Regions from separate parts of the Homo sapiens genome. Here region 2 is linked to region 1. Evidence: chromatin contacts called from ENCODE POLR2A ChIA-PET data. All regions are on one chromosome and are shown on one strand. Each heading gives the region's core, a stretch centred on a gene start or an enhancer-like site at or near the end of the contact. The rest is flanking DNA. Distances are from core to core; before and after follow the strand shown. Region 1 holds the start of H2BC3 (H2B clustered histone 3). Region 2 overlaps CARMIL1 (capping protein regulator and myosin 1 linker 1).

Evidence for each region. ChIA-PET counts read pairs that join two places held with the same protein, here RNA polymerase II (POLR2A).
Region 2: POLR2A ChIA-PET joins it to region 1 with 10 read pairs in OCI-LY7. The contact joins the enhancer-like site here to the promoter of H2BC3 in region 1. POLR2A ChIA-PET finds 5 or more read pairs at or near these places in 3 of 52 experiments (HEK293, OCI-LY7 and activated CD4-positive, alpha-beta T cell).

The regions. Positions count from the first base shown.
Region 1 is chr6:26,040,764-26,047,856 of GRCh38, forward strand. It overlaps H2BC3 (H2B clustered histone 3), which reads right to left and starts at 2,950. Exons shown (of 1, transcript NM_021062.3): 1 at 2,464-2,950. The coding sequence starts at 2,894. The coding sequence ends at 2,514. H3C3 (H3 clustered histone 3) reads left to right here and starts at 4,621. Exons shown (of 1, transcript NM_003531.3): 1 at 4,621-5,106. The coding sequence starts at 4,648. The coding sequence ends at 5,058. It also overlaps the pseudogene H2AC5P. RefSeq lists enhancers at 3,194-3,433, 4,664-4,983.
Region 2 is chr6:25,384,202-25,391,294 of GRCh38, forward strand. The region is part of intron 2 of CARMIL1 (capping protein regulator and myosin 1 linker 1); the gene reads left to right. The region is part of intron 1 of LOC124901281 (a long non-coding RNA gene); the gene reads right to left. Among named protein-coding and RNA genes, the nearest start is that of CARMIL1, 110 kb to the left of the region's middle. Within about 2 kb of position 3,475, at least 2 of the 41 ENCODE cell types and tissues checked have a DNase peak (open chromatin) inside an H3K27ac peak, as active enhancers do; they include OCI-LY7, where a contact is called at or near this core.

The DNA of each region.
Region 1 (7,093 bases), core at 1,700-4,199:
AGAAGAAATGTTATTATCAAAATGTGCAGTCTCAAACAATAATTGTCTTAAAAATAAAAACAACAATGAGATTTAATTGTTCATGTCGGCAATTTGAACAGACTAACACACCCACTGTTCAAGAGCATTTGTGGAAGTCAGGAAAAAACACCCTGTTGGTGAGAGTGTAAACAGACCTTCAGGAGGCAACTTGGTAACATGTATTAAAAATCAAAATATGTATATCAATGGATGCATGATTCCTATCTCTATTTTTGCCCTTACAGCAATCTTGTGTGTAGAGAAATACTGAAAAGCATTTTCATGGTAACATGGTTTAAATTTTTAAAAAGCGAAGGTCAGTGAATAAAGGGCAATTATCTACTTCCCTACAATGAAATGCAGTAATGAAAATAATCATTAGAATCTCTTTTATTAATTTAAAAGGATACTAGAAAAGTGAAATACAATCTCACTTATAGAAGATTTACATATTGGTTTGCATAGACTTGCACAAGATAAAATTTCTGTAAGATTGGTCACCAAAATGTCCTGAATGATAACATTACAATTAATGTTTATATTGTAGGGGAAAAGAAAATTCTGTTTTTCTCACCCATCAGTAAGTTCATGCTTGAGGCCCCTCTACAAAAAGACAGATTGGTCGGGTGCAGTGGCTCACGTCTGTAATCCGAGCACTTTGGCAGGACGAGGCGGGCGGATCACGAGGTAAGGAGATTGAGAACATCCTGGCCAACACGGTGAAACCCTGTCTCTACTAAAAATACAAAAATTAGCGGGGCATGGTGGCACGTATCTGTGGTCCCAGCTACTCGGGAGGGCGAGGCAGTAGAATCGCTTGAACCTGGGAAGCGGAGGTTGCAGTGAGCCGAGATCGCGCCATTGCACTCCAGCCTGGGTGACAGAGCAAGGCTCAGTCTCAAAAAACAAAAAAAAAGATTAGCAAGAGAAAAGCATACAAATGTATTTAATATAAGTTTTATATTACATGGGACCCTTCGGAAATGAAAACTCGAGGGAAGCGGGAAACCTGTGAATTTTTATGGCAAGTTTTGTGAAATGCATAGTTGTGGATTAATATGATTGACAGTAGGCATATGATCTAATGGTAATAAACTGAGGGGGACATAGCAAGGCTTGTTTGTTAATTACCTATTAACGATCAGCCGAGTATCAGCAGAGACAGCAAAACATCCTAGTTTTGAGTTAGAAGACCTAGGTTTTTGTTTTGGCTTATCAATTATGGGTATTGTTTTAGATGAAACATCAAGTATTCTTGATTTCTTATTTCAAAAATAAAAAATAAAAAATAAAGGAAGGAAAAAAGAAGAAAAAAAGAGAAGAAAAGTGTCAGAGTTACTTGAACCAGAGTAACTCCATTTTGAGTGAGGGCTAGGAAAATGAGGCTGAGACTTTCTGGGCTGCATTCCCAGAAAGTCAGTCATTCCTAGCTTCTAGATGTTTACGGTTAAGGGAACAAATAAATAATGTTTACTAAACAGACTCAGACTTAGGAGTGTCCAGATATCCCTATATCTGGAGAACAAAGGCATTCTTAATTTTGTTTAAAGATAATAATGTTGATTCTTGCAAAATATAGTAACTAAGAAAATTAATCCTTTATCACAAACTTGTAGCAGAGCACATCTCCCCATATATACAAGTATTGTACCTAGGGTGGATGCCTTCCTCCTCTTACTTTCGGGAATGTCCTGCTCCGTCTATGGAGTAGTTGTCGTTTCACCACTTTACTTTCTTAGTAAACTTGCATTTACTTTGCACTGCGGACTCACCCTGAACTCTTTCTTGCGCGGGATCCAAGAACCCTCTCTTGGGGTCTGGATGGGGACCTCTTTCCTGTAACATATTTCTGGCCACCACAGAAGGGACTATAGTACAGAAACCCTGACCCAACAGCTACCTTTGGGTAAGTGTTGGAGTTCTGTAACAAAGGAAGAAGGCAGGCAGGCAAAAAATTTATGAAAGAACATACGACAAAATAATTTCTGCTTCAAAACTTCATATTTTTTTAATTTTTTTTTTTTTTTTTTTTTGAGACGGAGTCTCGCTCTGTCACCCAGGCTGGAGTGCCATGGCGCGATCTCGGCTCACTGCAAGCTCCGCCTCCCGCGTTCACGCCATTCTCCTGCCTCAGCCTCCCGAGTAGCTGGGACTACAGGCGCCCACCATCACGCCCAGCTAATTATTTTGTATTTTTAGTAGAGACGGGGTTTCATCGTGTTAAGCAGGATGGTCTCCATCTCCTGACCTCGTGATCCGCCCGCCTCGGCCTCCCAAATTGCCGGGATTAAAGGCAAGAGGCACCGCGCACGGCCCCGTCCAAGTTAACCTTGGCTCTAAAACTTGTCTTCGCTAACATTCCAGTTGATCCTCTAGAACTGAAACAGAATAGCAGCAGCACCACCTTAAGAAATTGTGGTTATAGCTCTCCTTGTGACAAAGTAGGTGGCTCTGAAAAGAGCCTTTGGGTTTGGAAGTGCTTACATAAGCACTTATTTAGAGCTAGTGTACTTGGTAACTGCCTTAGTGCCCTCGGACACAGCATGCTTAGCCAGCTCCCCAGGCAGCAGCAGGCGCACAGCCGTCTGAATCTCCCTGGAGGTGATGGTCGAGCGCTTATTGTAGTGAGCCAGGCGAGAAGCCTCGCCCGCGATGCGCTCGAAGATGTCGTTGACGAAGGAATTCATGATCCCCATGGCCTTGGATGAGATGCCGGTGTCGGGGTGGACCTGCTTCAGAACCTTGTACACATAGATAGAATAGCTCTCCTTGCGGCTGCGCTTACGCTTCTTACCATCCTTCTTCTGCGCCTTAGTGATAGCCTTCTTAGAACCCTTTTTAGGGGCTGGAGCAGACTTAGAGGGTTCAGGCATTGCTATTCCTAAACAGAATAGAAAAGCTACTAACACTCTCCACTACAGAGTAGTACAGAGAACAGTTCAGAGCCCATGTATTTATAGTCCTGAGATTCAAATGACGGTTTAAGATTCCTCACTTCTGATTGGACAAAAGAAACACGGTTTCACTGAGGGGTGGGGTTTATGCAAATATGGAATTTATGTTATCTTTTTCTATTGGATAAAGCACCAAACATAATTGACCAATAGGATAGCTTCCTATTGCAGCCTTGCAGTTTGTATAAAAGGATTTGTTCAGGCGCCATTCCAGCTTGCTTGTCTTTCACAGTTTTCCGCTGCTTTCATAGGTCGCTATTTGCGGACGTGGAAAATGGAGCTAAAGCAAAAACTTGTTCGTCGCTACCGGGCTTGCAGTTCCCAATAGGGCAGAGTCCGTCATCTTTTTCGAAAGGGCAATTATTTTGAGCCGGTCGGAGCCGGTGCGCCAGTGTACTTACAATACCTGGCCGCCGAGATCTTAGAACTGGTGGGCAGCGCCATACGTGACAAGACCCGCAGCATCATCCCCCGCCACCTGCAGCTGGCCATCCGAAACGACGAGGAGGTCAACAAGCAGCTGGGCAACGTCACTATTGCTCAGGGAGGCGTCCTGTCCAATATTCAGGCCGTCCTGTTGCCAAAATAACAGAGCCACGATAAGGCCAAGGTCAAGTAAACACTCAAATCAGAAAACGTAGCTTACACTTGAAACGGCATTTTTCAGAGCCGTCCATAGTTACACAAGAAAGGATGATAACTTGCTTCTGTTAGGGTATTTTTTGCTTTTCGTTTGGATTGGTTTGTTTTGAGACAGTCTAGTTCTGTCACCCAGGCTGGAGTGCAGCGGCGCGATATCGGCTTACTGCAACCTCCACCCCGCCGCTTCACGCGGTTCTCATGCCTCAGCCTCCTGTGTACTTGGGATTACAGGCGTCTGCTACCGCGCCCAGCTAGTTTTTGTATTTTTATGCGAGACGGGGTTTCACCATTTTAGCCAGGGTTGTCTTGAACTCCTGGCCTCTAGTGATCGTCCCATCTCGCCCTCCCAAAATGCTGGGATTACAGGCGTGAGCCACCGCCCCCCTAGCCTAATGGTGTTAAAAAGTTAAGTTTCGAGAAAATAACACCTTCCTTTAGAAAGTACATTTTAGAGTATACAAAGTGAAACTTAAGGCCAACCAAAATAAGACATTTTGAGAACAGGCAGGGTGGGAATGTGACTTGGACTTAGAAAACAAAGGGCAAGGAAACTTGCTGTTCGCCAGTAACAAAATAGCATGGAATCTCATTCTCTGAATATAAGCGTTATTTCCCGACATGAGTCTGAACGTTTCTGGTGGTTTAGTGAGTGTTCACCAGCATTGATAACTTGCGAGACTGTCAGGAATGCAGAATTTCAAGTCCCACTCAAACTTACTGAATCGGAATTTACATTTTAAAAATCCTTAGATACCTTGTTATACACTCTGTTCTTTGGGACTGGATGAACTAGAATTTTAGACAATTTGTCGCTGCAGATAACTGAAACGAAAAGGACAGGATGGGCGGTGGGGCAACTCATCCAATAAGATTGTCTAGTAATGAACCAATCAGTCTGGTCACTCTTCAGCCAATGATTTTATCGCGCGGGACTTTTGAAATATTACAGGACCAATCAGAATGTTTCTCACTATATTTAAAGGCCACTTGCTCTCAGTTCACTACACTTTTGTGTGTGCTCTCATTGCAAATGGCTCGTACGAAGCAAACAGCTCGCAAGTCTACCGGCGGCAAAGCTCCGCGCAAGCAGCTTGCTACTAAAGCAGCCCGTAAGAGCGCTCCGGCCACCGGTGGCGTGAAGAAACCTCATCGCTACCGCCCGGGCACCGTGGCCTTGCGCGAAATCCGTCGCTACCAGAAGTCCACCGAGCTGCTGATCCGGAAGCTGCCGTTCCAGCGCCTGGTGCGAGAAATCGCCCAGGACTTCAAAACCGACCTGCGTTTCCAGAGCTCTGCGGTGATGGCGCTGCAGGAGGCTTGTGAGGCCTACCTGGTGGGACTCTTCGAAGACACCAATCTGTGCGCTATTCACGCTAAACGCGTCACCATCATGCCCAAAGATATCCAGCTGGCACGTCGCATCCGTGGGGAAAGGGCATAAGTCTGCCCGTTTCTTCCTCATTGAAAAGGCTCTTTTCAGAGCCACTCACAATTTCACTTAAAAACAGTTGTAACCCATTCGGTTGTCTATGTTAGTTTCCAGGAGATATAAAGGTGATAACTACACACAAGTTTTGTAACTGCAGACAAGTCTATCAGGCCTTTTCAACCGGTTTTACTGCGAGAAAACAAGCTGAGTTACTGTTTTGCCCTTGTTAAAAAATTCCTAGGGGTCTTTTTAGCATGTATATGTGTAAATACTTACATATTGAAAGGCTCCTGGGGACACCACCGTCACTCCTTTTAATCCACGTGACAATTTTAGTTCTGATGGCAGTATTATTAAAGCTATCATAAAGACAATGTGTGTGTAGTTACCTAAGTCCACAAAAACAATAGCTGACCCCAAAATTCAGTATTGGTTTTGGGCTGCTGGAGGTGGAGTCAGAGCTCAGGTGGAAGAAACTGGCCTCAGTACACACTGCCAAAAGTCCACTAAATAGATTTATGTAACAAGTACACAAGACTTGCGTATGACCATCCAAAGATTATGCGGTCATCCTTATCCAGGGAATTTGAGAATGAAGGGTGGCAACTGCAAAGCTCTTTTACCCATGTCCTCTTTTAATAAATATTTAAAAATATTCAAATGCTGATTTCATCCATTTTCTAAATATATTAGTATACTTAACTGATGGGGTAGATCAAGGTTTTCTGGGGATCAAACCTTTTACAACTTGTTAACTATTAAAAACTATAATGTAAAATTAAAAATGCAAAAGTACTGCAGACTGTAAATATAAATTTATAATGGGAAAATAAAATCAAATTCCAATTTTATAAAAGCTGACAAAACAACAGCCATCACAAAATTCAGAAAATAGCATATTTTATTAACTTCTGAATATGACACTACCAAGTATATTTTCCTGTAGTTTTGACTGAATACTCTGATTCCATCTTCAGATCGAAATTATTTTGTAATGTTGTCTATAGGTAATGGAAATAGAATTCAATCTTTCCTCCAGGGTGGCTGATGATAATATGTTTTCTTCATAACTTAGAAGTATTTCAGTTTCAAAACACATTATTGGTAATGTCAAGTAAGTTTTTAGGATTGTTTTCAAATTTGGAAAATCCTCTGTTAAGCTCCTTTCACATGTAAGTTGTAAACTTTGTAAGAATTCTTTCCAGACTAGCTTCTGGCTCTATACGTTTCTACTCTCCACTAGACACTCACTCTCAGTGCTGGGAATGTGTTTTGAATACTTAGATGTCATAACATTTTATCTAGACCTGCATCTTGCCAGGAATTTAGGTGAGTTATTCCAGTGAGCAGTAGGAACATTCCTTGAAGCCATTCTTTTTTTTTTTTTTTTGAGACGGAGTCTCGCTGTGTCTCCCAGGTTGGAGTGCAGTGGCGCAATCTCGGCTCACTGCAAGCTCCGCCTCCCAGGTTCATGCCATTCTCCTGCCTCAGCCTCCCAAGTAGCTGGGACTACAGGCGCCCGCCAACACGCCCGGCTAATTTTTTGTATTTTTAGTAGAAACGGGGTTTCACCGTGTTAGCCAAGATGGTCTCGATCTCCTGACCTCGTGATCCGCCCGTCTCGGCCTCCCAAAGTGCTAGGATTACAGGCGTGAGCCACCGCGCCCGGCCTCCTTGAAGCCATTCTTACGTCAGATTGGCTGGCAACGAATGAAGTACACATGATCACATATGCAAATCACGTAACTTATTATCCCCATACTAGATACATCTTCAACTAAACTTTCTCTTACTCAAATTCCAAATATTTTCATCAGGATTCTAACATAATCAGACAATGGTGATTTTAATAAAAAGGAGGATTGAGTGAAAATAGCAGCCTGAACCATCCGTGATTAAAGTACCTTAATACTGCAAATTTTAAAATCAGAGAGAGAGAGAGAGACAAACTAACACATTTGTAGGGCCCCTCTCTGCACCTTGGAAGTACAGGCCCTTACACTTGTGTTTCATTAGCTTCAGGATAAATCTGCCCCAGATCACTGGC
Region 2 (7,093 bases), core at 2,225-4,724, 660 kb before region 1:
GCTTTATTTGAGGACAGAGCCTGAGGCACAGGAGAATAGCACGGTGGGACATTACTGGCACCATTGCCAACACAGCTCACACGCAGCAACAGCACGTTTTGTTGGTTTTGCCAGCGTTGATGCTCAGATCCCTCTGTGGCCACCAATAGCCAGCACCTGTGTCAAAGGTGGCTGCCTCAATTAAGACACAAACCAAAAATTCTAATTATATAGTAGTTTCTGTAGTATCAGCCACGTGTACAATAGGTACTCAGGTGTCATTTGCTTTTTCTTCTACCACAAGAGTGGCCTTGGACTCGTGTGTCCGTTGGGTGATGGTTGAGGTTGCTCTGAGCCAGTCCCCTCCCCTGGTCCACTCAGTGGAAGCTGTGTATGCCCACATGGCACTGTATGGACACCAGTTTGTGTTTTTTTAACAAACATTGCTATTTTTAGATTTGCTTTCAGAATGCGACCTATGGGGCAGAGGACCCAGAAATATATAGCTTCTACCTCATTGCCTCGTTCTCAGGGATATCCAAGCCTCACTGCCTTGAGAAATTAAGAGACAGTTCCAGCAGGTACTGTCTTACTTGATGACTATAAATTCTATAATCATTGCTAATAATAGAGTGTTTTGTTCAAGCCGCTTAAATTTGTTTATTTTTTCCTCTCGGCAAGCCTAACATCATCATCCTCAAAAGCATGGTTGCCTGTGAATTTCCTTTTGGATAGATGTAACACTATTTAATTTCGCCCATCCATTCATCTATCCAAGCATCCAGCAAACATTTATCGAGTACCTATTATGTGCTGAGTACTCTTTTAGATGCTGGAGGGACAATGATTAATAAGATAATCTTTCTTTACAGAGTTCACATTCGGTGAGAGAGGAAAGTTGGACATTAAAACAGATAGTAATGTGGTGAGCTAAGTGCAGCTATAAAGTTATGTACAACTTATCAGGAGAACCGTTATCTAAGGCATCCAGTTCACAGAAGGGAGGAGGGAACACCATGTAGGCAAGGGGAATTTCACTATTATTGCCATATATCCAAGGCCAAGAGTGGTGAGAGAATGGGCTGGAGATGTAACAAAGGTGCTCTGTGACAGAGTTTGAACTTCAGTTTGCTGGTGAGGTGTGGGGAAGTCTATGAACGGGATTCGAACAGTTGAGTGGCATGATTATATTTGTGTTCTAGAAGAATCCCTCTGGTGGCTCTGTGCAATGTGGTTTTCAGGGAGTGAGGACTGGAGACAGAGTAGATAAGTGAGAATGCTGAGGGGCCTAATGATTCGTTCATGCATTTCATTTAGTAAACATTTATTGAGCACTTACTATGGACCATGCCCTGTTATAGTCATTTGGAATTTATTTTCACATAGATAAACAGAAGAGATAAATAGTAGTAGCTTTTTTGGGATAAATAGATACCAAATAAATCACAGTGTTCGCTTTGATCATGACAAACTTTTGAATACATGTTTTCTAGAGTTATATATTGATTTGGTGGTATTTTTATTTTGGATTTGGATCAGTCAGCACTAACATAAAAAATGGCCTCTTTCATGGTGCAAATTAGTAAGGCTTCACTTTCAGCTCTTGAATTTTTCCAAGACTCATTATTCCAGTCTGTAGATTATTCTGAGCCTTAGACTCTCATTTTCTGCTCATTAGCACCTCAAAGAATGGAGAGGAAGGAAGAGAGAGAAACTTCAGTCTGACTTGCTACTTGTTAGAAGATTTGGTAAAGAAGGTGATGAAATTAATATTTAGTTTTCAAAATCAGGTTACAGATTGTTTTTGGGCTTGTTCTTGCCTGCAGTTCTTGCTTTCTCTCAACCATAGCTAACTTGCTGTCTGGATACATCCGAGTGTATTTGCCTCATGCACAATGAAGGGTAGGATTAACCTTGGAAATTTGCTGTGGGCAAATAGCCCAAGAATTAATACATTTAATAATACATTTAATTATTTTACCAATCACACTGGTTATTTGCAGTGTCAAAGCAGTTACCTTGGTATGATATAAGGACATGGAATTAATTTTGTTGTTTATAATCTTTGTGTGTGTGTGGGGTGGGTGGTGAGGACGGAATCTTGCTCTGTCGCCCAGGCTGGAGTGCAGAGGCTCAATCTTGGCTCACTGCAACCTCCACCTCACAGATTCAAGTGATCCTCCTGCCTCAGCCTTCCAGGTAGCTGGGATTACAGGTGTCTGCCACCACACCTGGCTAACTTTTTGTGTTTTTAGTAGAGATGGGGTTTCACCATGTTGGTGAAACTGCTGACCTCAAGTGATCCACCTACCTCAGCCTCCCAAAGTGCTGGGATTACAGGCCTGAGCCACCATGCCTGGCTTGTTGTTTGTAATCTGATATCTTGCTACTTGAACTTTGTTAGTATGGTTTAGGAGTAGGAACTTTAAAATGAAAACGAACACCGCCCAGGACGTTGAAGAAATAACTGTACCCACTTCATAGGGTTGTCAGGAGGGTTAAATGAGTTAATATAAGCAAAGACTAAGGTCCAGCACATAGTAAATGTCATATAAACACTGGTCATTTTTATTGATTTTACTTTGAAAGTCAATTAGAATTTGCATGAAAGTAACAAGCAATAGGTGAAAATCATGATAGTACTAGATAATACAAGACATCATGAGGCCGGCTGTGGTGGCTCATGCCTGTAATCCTAGCACTTTGGGAGGCTGAGGTGGGCGTATCACCTGAGGTCAGGAGTTCAAGACCAGCCTGGCCAACAACATGGTGAAACCCCATCTCCACAAAAATACAAAAATTAGCCAGGCATGATGGCCGGTGCCTGTAATCTCAGCTACTTAGGAGCCTGAGGCGGGAGAATCGTTTGAACCTGCGAGGCCGAGATCGCACCATTGCACTCCAGCCTGGGTGACAGAGTGAGACTCTGTCTCCAAAAAAAAAAAAAAAAAAATCACAACAGACTAGATAACACTCTATGATGTCACCTTTTACTTCACTAAGAACACATTTAATGTACAGACTATATGCATTTTTAAATGCTCTGGTTCAAGGAAAGTTAAAAGTGTTTATAGTTATAGGTCTACATTTGAGAAATACTTGTTATGAACTGAGGAACAGGCAAATCCAGCATTTGGGCCACAACTTTTCTTTGATAGTTCCCCAGATAATAGGCTGAAGAGCATATGCAGAGATATAAAAGTCAATGAATAAGTGAATAGCTGAATCTGTTGAACACTATGCTCACAGTTTCTAGTTCAAGACAAATGAAACATTAACATAAGTTGTTCTGAATTTTCTAAGTGAAGAATTCTACCCTTCTTTAAGTTAAAAGATTTATAACCTTTTCAATAGCAGTATATATTCTGCAATTCAGCAGCTTTTCTTTCTGTGATTTTGAAGACCATCTTTTGAAGATGCAGAATTTAGAATTCCTACTTGGGGGCATTTCTTCAATTCAGTGAGCCATTCATGAGATTCAACCAATGGAAACATTAAACACAATGAGTGTGAGGAACTGAAAGTGCTTTGTTTTTTGGTTGCAGTGACTTCTAATTGAAGCAAACCAGCTATACATGTGGATGGTCATGACTTTATAATTACAATTAAAATATTTTCAGTAGAAGACTGAGGCCTCAGGGAAAGCATCGTATGAAATAGAGAATAATCACCAGATGCAACTATGGGCCCCTTTTCCGAGTGGGTAATGATTTCTTTGCCTCTAGCTGTGAGTTGGCAAATGGACTCTGTCATTTTGGGTATCTGTTGGAAGAAAGAAAAGGAAGGAACAGAACGATGAGAGAAACAGTTCATAAGAAAAAAAGAGAAAAAGATCTTGAGCAGATAGGCAAGTAGAAGTAAAAATCCTCACTGTTTGAGGCCTCCAGACCTTGTTGAACCATGTTACTATTGTAGCATTACACCTGCAATGTGTCTGCAGGTGTTCTGGATGTTTTGAAACTCATTTGATGTAGAAGCGTTTCTTGATGTCAAGTTATGTTGGATTTGGCATCATTATTCTCTCTACAACAGTAGAGTAAAGGCTGGAGAGTATTGAAAGGCTAATTTTTTTTGGTGATGTCTGCCTTAGTTAAAATAGCTACTATTAGGTGATAGAAATGAAGGTATTTAGCACACACAACAGTTTTATTATGTTTTGTCTTTTAGATGTGGATTTCTCTACTTTTTTTGTTTTGTTTTGTTTGAGATGAAGTCTCGCTCTGTCGCCCAGGCTGGAGTGCAGTGGAGCGATCTCAGCTCACTGCAACCTCCGCCTCCCGGGTTCAAGCAATTCTGCCTCAGCCTCCTGAGTAGCTGGGATTACAGGCAGGCGCCACCATGCCTGGCTAATTTTTCTGTATTTTTAGTAGAGACGGGGTTTCACCATGTTGGCCAGGCTGGTCTCAAACTCCTGACCTTGTGATCCACCTGCCTTGGCCTCCCAAAGTGCTGGGATTACAGGCATAAGCCACCGCACCTGGCCTTTTTTTATTTTATTTTATTTTAAGAGACAGGGTGTTGCTCTGTCATCTAGGCTGGAGTGCAATGGCATGATCATAGCTCACTGCAGCCTGCAACTCCTGGGCTCAAACAATCCTTTCACCCCAGCCTCTCAAAGTGTAGCAGCTGGGACTATAGGCACAGACCACCACACCCAGCACATTTTTACAATTTTTTTGTAACAAAAAAGGGAGGCTTCTTTTTGTTGCCCAGGCTGGTCTTGAATTCATGGCCTCAAGCGATCTTCCTGTGTCGGCCTCCAAAAGTGCTGAGATTACAGACATGAGCCACCACACCTGGCCTCTACTTAACAGGCACTACCAAGAAAGTAGGAATGACTGCCCTAAGGGGAATTAGCTTTTACTCCTTACTGATGGGGATTTCCTGCCTCCACTACTAGAGAAACCCACATTTCCATGTTTTACGTTCAGTACTCACCAAACATTTCCAAGTGCCTGGCACTGTGCTTGTCTCATCCACAGATGCTCTGCCAGTAGAAAATGGAATGGTTTTAATTGAGAAGACATGAGGAGGACTTCTATTTCTTAATTGGAGTCTATAAGCAAACTTCAAAAGAATCTTTCAGCTTCTCATTGGTTTAAAAATTATGACACTGTCTATTATATGTTTTGCATAACTTTAAATCTTCTTTTAGTCATATTGTATTGTTTTCTTTTTTGAGATTTGGGGGGGTCTTGCTGTGTTGCCCAGGCTGCCCTTGAACTCCTGGACTCAAGCTATCCTCCTGCCTCAGCCTCCCAAGAAGCTGGGGATACAGGCATGTGGCATAGTCAAATTGTTTTGCAAAAGTGTTAGCTGCTTGAGATTTTAGGCAGATTGGAAGGTGTCGATCACTTCTTTTCTCCAAAGTGTAAAATGGAATAATTGCTGGAATTGGATGTCAGTTTGTTTTTATTCTAGACACTATGAAACATGACTAATGATGCCAGGAATACTTGAGTCAGCATGTGAAAAGGAAAAAGCAATGAGTTGTTTCTGCCCAGTGATCAGAGCCAATTAAGCAGGGTAAGGCAAGCTAATGTTGGTGTGGGCCGCAGCAATGAAGATTTTGTCTGTCTTGTTCTGTATGTGTAGGACTCATGATAATTACAAGAGGGCATGCAATATCAGCAGAATACAGTTTAGGAATGAAGAATCAGGAGACACTGAGTTTCCTGCCTAGGAAAATTTTCTGTGTGAGACTAGCCACTGGTGTTGAACTATGTGCTAGGAAGCATTTTACTCTATTGTTATACATTATGAACTAATCATCTGTTTAAGATTTTTCTGGTGGCAATTGCCTAGTTTAAAAAAACAAACAGATTTTAAAACATTGCAAAAGTGAAGTATTGCAAAAATAATAATGCTTTCCTAGATGCACCATGAACTTCTTCCTGAAATTAGTTGTGATTAGGCAGCTCACTGCCCTTTCACATGTGCTATTTTGAGATCTCATTATTTGGTGCTATAATGATTGATTTTGCTAATATATGTTAGTAAATTTGTTGCCAAGTTTCTCTTAAGCCTCTGGAATATGGCTATTATTGACATTACCTGGTAATTTTTTAAAAATAATTTTTTCTAGACATATATAGGTACACATATATATTTACATATATATATATATATATATATATATATTTTTTTTTTTTTTTTTTTGAGACAGGGTCTCAGTCTGTCACCCAGGTTGGAGTACAGCAGCACAGTCTTGGCTCATTGCAACCTCTGCCTCTTGGGCTCAAGTGATCCTCCCACCTCAGCCTCCCAAGTAGCTACAACTACAGGCACATGCCAACAAGCGAGCCTATTTTTATATTTTTTTGTAGAGATGGGGATTTGTCATGTTGCTCAGGCTGGTCTCCAACTTTTGGGCTCAAGCAATCTGCCTGCCTCAGCCTCCCAAAGTGGTGGGATTACAAGCATGAGCCACTGCATCCCGCCTAGATTTTTTATATATGTTTTAAAAACAACCTAGGCAACTCTTTAAAAAGTCACACTTTTTGGCTTTTAAAAAATTTTTATTTTTTTTGCGACAGTCTCGCTCTGTCAGCCCAGGCTGGAGTGCAGAGGTGTGATCTCGGCTCATTGTCACCTCTGCCTCCTGGGTTCAAGTGATTCTCCTGCCTCAGCCTTCCCAGTAGCTGGGATTACAGGCGTGAACACCACCACCTGTAATCAGCCTGGCTAATTTTTGTACTTTTAGTAGAGATGGGGTTTCACCATGTTGGCCAGGCTGGTCTTGAACTGCTGACCTCAAGTGATCCACCTGCCTTGGCCTCCCAAAGTGCTGGAATTACAGGTGTGAGCCACTGTGCCCAGCCACTTTGTGGCTTTTAATATTTGTGTGTTTTCAAGCTTGTGAAAAAACTTTAAAGTTGGTTGCGTGATTTGATTTGAAAGCTAAAATAAACCGAATGGTTTCCTTCATAAGAGATAGTTAACTAATTTAAAGATAGCTATTTGTACTCTACAAGAAATAGTATTTTTCAATAATGTTCACTAATTATTCACAGATATTTCACTAATAATCCACTAATGTCATTATAATAGGGTAGCTGGCTGGGTGGGGGTCATTTCCATAGGACATTTTTCTATACATGTCATCTTTCCAGGG